Linked DNA regions of Homo sapiens: region 2 is linked to region 1. A link is a loop called in an ENCODE intact Hi-C map of the cell type or tissue named here. Cell type or tissue: B cell. All regions are shown on one strand. Each heading gives the region's core, and the rest is flanking DNA. Links, peaks and the distances in the headings are about the cores only.

Region 1 (2,817 bases), core at 162-2,661:
TGGCAGCTGGAGAGCTCACCCAGCAGGAATCGTTGCCCGCATCTGCTGCACTCCTTAGAATTCCTGGAGAGAAACATACCATACTCCTGGCATGCTTCTGATGCAAAGGTGGGGATTCTAAGCTGCTATAGTTTTTTGGACTTCTTTCTACCTTAAAGGCAAGGAATCTCTGTTGTTAAGTTCATAAAGATCCACCCCCGGACCCCAACCCCGCAAAAAAAAAGAATATATTTTCAGGGGATATATTTCAGGGCATGTTATTCATACAGATGAAAAGAAAGGTGATTCCACCATGTAGCTTAAAAGGTATGTGATATTTCTGCGCAAATTGTCAAAAAAATATGATGTTACCCAAAACATTATTTATAAGAAGTGATGGCTGTGGAAATAATAATAATAATAATAATAATAATAATAATAAAGCCTAAGACATAATTTTGAGAAAATTGAAGGCTAAGGCTGAGAAATAAATTCTTACTGGGATTATGCTAGTGTATCGGAACTGCTTCTATGACTCTATGACTCCTGAAGCCTGAGAGCTTCAGGCAACAGAGGCCAGAGGCTCAGAACAACACTTGGGGACCTTTCTTTATGAAAGTGAAATCTACCTCCAGGGAGCCTCTTTCTCACCTCCCATTCACTCTCTATCTTTAGCAATCAGACTGTGGAATTCTGACTCACTGAGGTTACCTACAACATCCCAGTGGCCAAATCCAAAGGCCTCTTTTCCCATTGTTATGTTACTAGATTCTGTCCAGCATTTTTCATCATTGACACCTCTTTCCCCTGTCTTTGCTTGGGCTGATATAACAAATATACCATTGACTGGGTGATTTAAACAAGAAATTTATTTCACAAAGTTCTGGAGACTGCCAAGTCCAAGATCAGGGTATTGGCAGATCCAGTGTCTGGTGAGGGCCCCCTTCCTGGTTTGCAGATGTCTGTCTTCTTGTTTTATCCTCACAAAGGGGAGAGTAGAAAGAGAGGAAGCAAGCTCTTGTGCGTCTCTTCTTATAAAGGTACTAATCCCATCGATGAGGGCTCCACCCTCAGAACCTAATTATCTCCCCAAGGACCCACTCCAAATATCATCACAATGGAGATTAAGCTTCAACACATGAATTTGGTGGGAGCGCAAACATTCAGTCCACAGCAAAACCTAATCTCTCTCTCCACAGCTCCCATGTCTGTCCTGGTTCTCCTCCTCCCCTTATGCCTGGCTCCTTTCAGCCTTTTTCTTTGGTCTTCCCTTTTCTCTTTTTCCTCTAAAAATAGGCTTCTTTTGGGTTGCAACTCTCACCTTTATCTGCTACCTCCCAGACCACCCCATCCCAGGCTTGATTCTTAATTCCTGGACATCTGCAGCTGGATATCCCACAGGTAAATTGACAGGCACACATTAAATTCATCTTCAACCTCTCACACCCTCCTCAAATGTGCTACTGCTATGATATTCTCTTTTTTGGTCTTTGGAAATATTGTGCTTGGCAATGGCTTTGCTGAATGTACCCCCTGGTGGCCGAGAGAAGGAATCACTGCAGCCACACTTTACAAAAATTTTTCCACCCGGGGCTTCTTTGCATCATGAGGTCATTGTCAAAGAAGCCAGAACAAAGAGACCCCAACTGCTTTCATCCCTTCTTATGAAAATGAATTTTCATTCCCGACTCTCTCTATTATTCTGTGTCCTATGTGTCCGAAAATTTATAAAAATAAAAATAAAAAATAAAGGATTTGACTTTTCTCCTGATAAATCAAAATGGCAAAATGGCAAACTATAAAAGTTTCCCCACCTCATCTTCTGCCTGCTCTCCTCACCACTGTATTTTCCACATGGAACAAGATGTCACTTATATATGCCAATGGATGTCATGGACAAACAAGGAACAGGGAAAGCCCAGAACTTCTCAATGCTCATTGGCACTAGAACATAGTAGTATACTTGCTATTTTTCAGAGGTGGGATCTTGTGAATGAGACCACAATTTGGCACAGAAAGTAGTCATTGCCACTGAATTATTCACTCGAGATGAGAATTTATTCTGGTGACTGGAAATATTCCAGTGTTGCTTTGAGCAAAAGGAACAGTGACCACATCCCATGAAGCTCCATGTGATGGCTTTTTTGATATGTCAGCTTAGCTAGGTGACAATCCACAGTTATTAAATCAGACACTAATCTAATTGTTGCTGTAAAGAAATTTTGCAGCAGTAATTAAAATTCCTAATCATTTGACTCTAGGTAAAGAAGATCATCTTGAATAATCTGGGTGAACCTGACTTGATTAGTTTGAAGGCCCTTAAAAGCAGGGCTGAGGCTTCCCCAAAAGAGAGAAGAAATTCTGCCTGTGAGGAACAACTTCAGCCCATGCTGTGGATTCCGGTGTTTCTATGATTTTCCCTTTCTGAGCACCTGGCCTGTAGATTTACCTGCTTAGTCAGCCCCCACAATTGTGTAAGCCAATTCTGGTGTATCCGTTTGCTAGGGTTGCCATGACAAAGTACCACAAACTAGGTGGCTTAGAACAACAGAAATTTATTGTCTCATAGTTCTGGAGGCTAGAAGTCCAAGATCAACGTGTCAGCAGGGATGGCTCTGTCTGAGGGCTGTGACGAGGAGTCTGCCCCAAGCCTCTCCTCTAGCTTCTGGTGGTTTACTGACAGTCACTGGTGCCCCTTGGCCTGTAGATAATGTATTGCCCCAACCTCTGCCTTCATCATTACACGATATTCTCCCTGTGTGTGTATGTCTCTCTGCTTCCAATTTTCTCCTTTTAATAAGGACACTAGTCATACTGGATTAGGGCCCAGGCTAATAA
Region 2 (2,817 bases), core at 120-2,619, 340 kb before region 1:
AGGAAAAATTAATGAGTAACCAACCACTCTATTTCAGAGTCTGTTGTATGGGTGAGCTGGTGGTGATTGGCTTGCAAATGTGTTTTCCAGGAAAAAAAACTCTACAGGAGTGGTGGGAACAGGATGGGAGTGGGAGGGCACAGAGGGACCAACAGACCTTCCTTTTCTTTGCAGGTCTAGGTCTGAGGATGGCCCAGATGGTGAGCAATTGTGTGGCTATTTAGTCAAATCCCAACTAGCTCAGCAGATAACTGAACATCCCTGAGGGGCTTGGGAAATATATGTGTTTGTGAAGTGCTGTGAGAATTTACCCAGTGTAGCTCAATCTGCCTCAGACTGACTTCTGACATAAATGAATTTTAAGAAAGTAGGCGTTTTCCTTCTTGAAGAAGCATAAACTCATATTAGGTTAGAATCTCAGGAGTTTGTATTCAGTTGATGTCTAGGCACATCAGAGATGGAGAGGAGATAAATGTCTCTCCAGCAAAGCCGCTGGGTTTGCACACCTGTCCCCAATATCTACACTGGGCTTGACAGAGGGTTTATGTAGACTAGTCAGAAAGTTGTGCAGCAGATATTCAATACTGAAATCAACGAATGCACTTTATTACTCACTTGCCTACTATCCCTGGATGACAATAAGACCTAGATCTACAGTTTAAAGTTCAGAAATATATGATGCTTCTCGATGGTTATGATCTGAATAACAGAAGTGAAGCGTTAAGGTAAATATTGATGTTATTTAAGAATACTCAGTGAACTAACAGGTCTCTGATGACTGTGTAATTTATGCCTAGCCCCGTGAAGAATAGTACAAAATAATATGACATGTGCTCCCCTGCACTTGTTATGGAAGATGAGACACACCTATGAAAAGCTGAAGTAGCAACACAGAGCAGGATGCATACAAACATGTGAAATACACAGAGATTACTGTGAGCTAGGAAGACGAGAAAGGCATCAAAGAGTAAGCCATTTGGTACTGGTCCCTGAAGGTCTTGACTGCGTGCAGTGATCTTAAAAGTGGGGTGTGAGATGACATACACTAGGGTGCAAGAATAAAATAGTAGGACTTCTATTTATATTTTCTCATCTTTGTTATTTCTCTTTTGTATGTTTATTACACACATAATGTTAGAATTCTATACACGTATAAAACTTGTAAGTAAGTAAATATACATATATGGGGTATGTGCCCCCCAATTTTTTGATGTGCATGTGCCAGTTACAAAGTTATTTTCTTTCAGCTTCAAATTCACCCTTCATTTTCTGCTCTGGAAAAGTCAAGTTGGGACCTTTAAATATATTTCCTTTTACCACCCAGAACAATGTTAAGCTCTGTCAGCAGAGGGCACAGGAGAGGCATTGCAAGAGGAACGGGGTTTTTTTCTTCCTAGCTCTGGTGTCCTCCCCTGAGGCTTCTGCAGGGAGGCACACTTCCTCCAGCCCCCAGGAACCACTTTCCTGCAATATGGGCAGCAGCTTCAGTGCAAGGCTCCACAACACCCATGGCCTCTCCGGCACTCAGCCCCTGCAGCATATAGCAATCAGCAGCACCCAGTGGGCAGCAGCTTCCCCAGGAACCCCCTTGGCGAGACACCTTCCCATGAACAGCTTTTCCTAGCACCTAGATGGCAGATTTCCGGTAAGTTCTACTGGTGCAGTACCACATTGACTTCTCTGCCATTCAGTGAGTGATGGCTGTGCCCTCTCCAACAAGGTCTGTGTTTCAGCCTTGAGGGCAGGGAGGATCTCTTCCTTGAGTGCTCTGCTCCTCATATCTGCTAATCCTATAGTTTTTAGAGTTCATTGTACTTCTTGCTAGCCAATCCTTCATTAGTTCGATCCTCTGTTATAGTATTTATTTATATTAAGCTTTCCCTGTTTGAATTACTGGATGGTTTCTCTCCTGAATGGGTCCGGACTGATTCACTGCACTTCTATTCATAAAAAATTTTGAGCATGCACTGACTGCCAGTATATGTATATTTTCTTGTTTATCAATTATATTCATGTATTATTTGACTAGTTTTCATGAACACATTAAAAACATACACAAAATTTTACTAAGATAAAGATGAAATATTGTATATTTGAAATATTGTCTTTGAACTATCTTGATTGTAATGGCTTTATACTACAATTAGCAAATATCTGAAGTAACAATATGAACCAAATATGGTGAATCATTAATAGTAATGATTGAAATTTAAATTACATTTCAAATAATGATTTGATTGGAATTAAAAGAGGGTACCTGTGTCCATCTTTATGTTCACTTTGAGTAGACTTTATTTTATTTTTAAAATAACAAACTTCAGAGCACCACATTGCACACCTCTGGGGCATATGAATCCTCTTTGGACACAACTGATCTAAGCTACCCCCTTGTCTCCTTTCTGGTCCATCACCTATACTCCAGCCATAGTGATCCACATAAAAATCACATCACTCACTTGCTTAGAGCACTTCATTGGCTCACCATCAGTCTTATGATAAAGTATGAAACTTATCTATAGACAATTCTGAGTGGGCTTAGGCCATGGTGAATGTGATGGTCCAAATCCTGGCAGAACCAACATCTGTTTTTTTCTCTAGTCTTGTCACCTACCCTCGCTTGCCTCACAAACAGGCCTGAGGTAGGGAACATACACTGAGGGATGCTGCACCAGGGCTTTTCCTGTTGAAACCCAGGCCCTGAGGCTTGGACTTCCTTCCTTTAATCTGACATGTGACCCCTCCTCAGTTCTGAAAAGCTCCTAAGTAGATTGAGTAATTCCAGGTTCTACTTTCCCATGCTGTCTGCTGATTGTGTGC

Evidence for each region. A loop is a pair of places that touch in the nucleus more often than their neighbours do. Peaks named below come from ENCODE experiments on the same cell type or tissue, not always from the same donor. Only the 100,000 strongest peaks of a DNase experiment are listed, where the experiment ranks them.
Region 2: a loop joins it to region 1, with 8 times the contacts of the local background. A loop is called at or near these places in 15 of 110 quality-filtered maps.

The regions. Positions count from the first base shown.
Region 1 is chr11:7,686,923-7,689,739 of GRCh38, forward strand. It overlaps OVCH2 (ovochymase 2), which reads right to left. Exons shown (of 16, transcript NM_198185.7): 16 at 2,515-2,680. The region is part of intron 2 of LOC105376533 (a long non-coding RNA gene); the gene reads left to right. Among named protein-coding and RNA genes, the nearest start is that of CYB5R2, 15 kb to the left of the region's middle. In B cell, for the core only: CTCF peaks have their summits at 1,527 (motif pointing left) and 1,727; a DNase peak (open chromatin) is centred at 1,509.
Region 2 is chr11:7,351,844-7,354,660 of GRCh38, forward strand. The region is part of intron 3 of SYT9 (synaptotagmin 9); the gene reads left to right. Among named protein-coding and RNA genes, the nearest start is that of SYT9, 100 kb to the left of the region's middle. In B cell, for the core only: CTCF peaks have their summits at 1,350 (motif pointing right) and 1,550; a DNase peak (open chromatin) is centred at 1,368.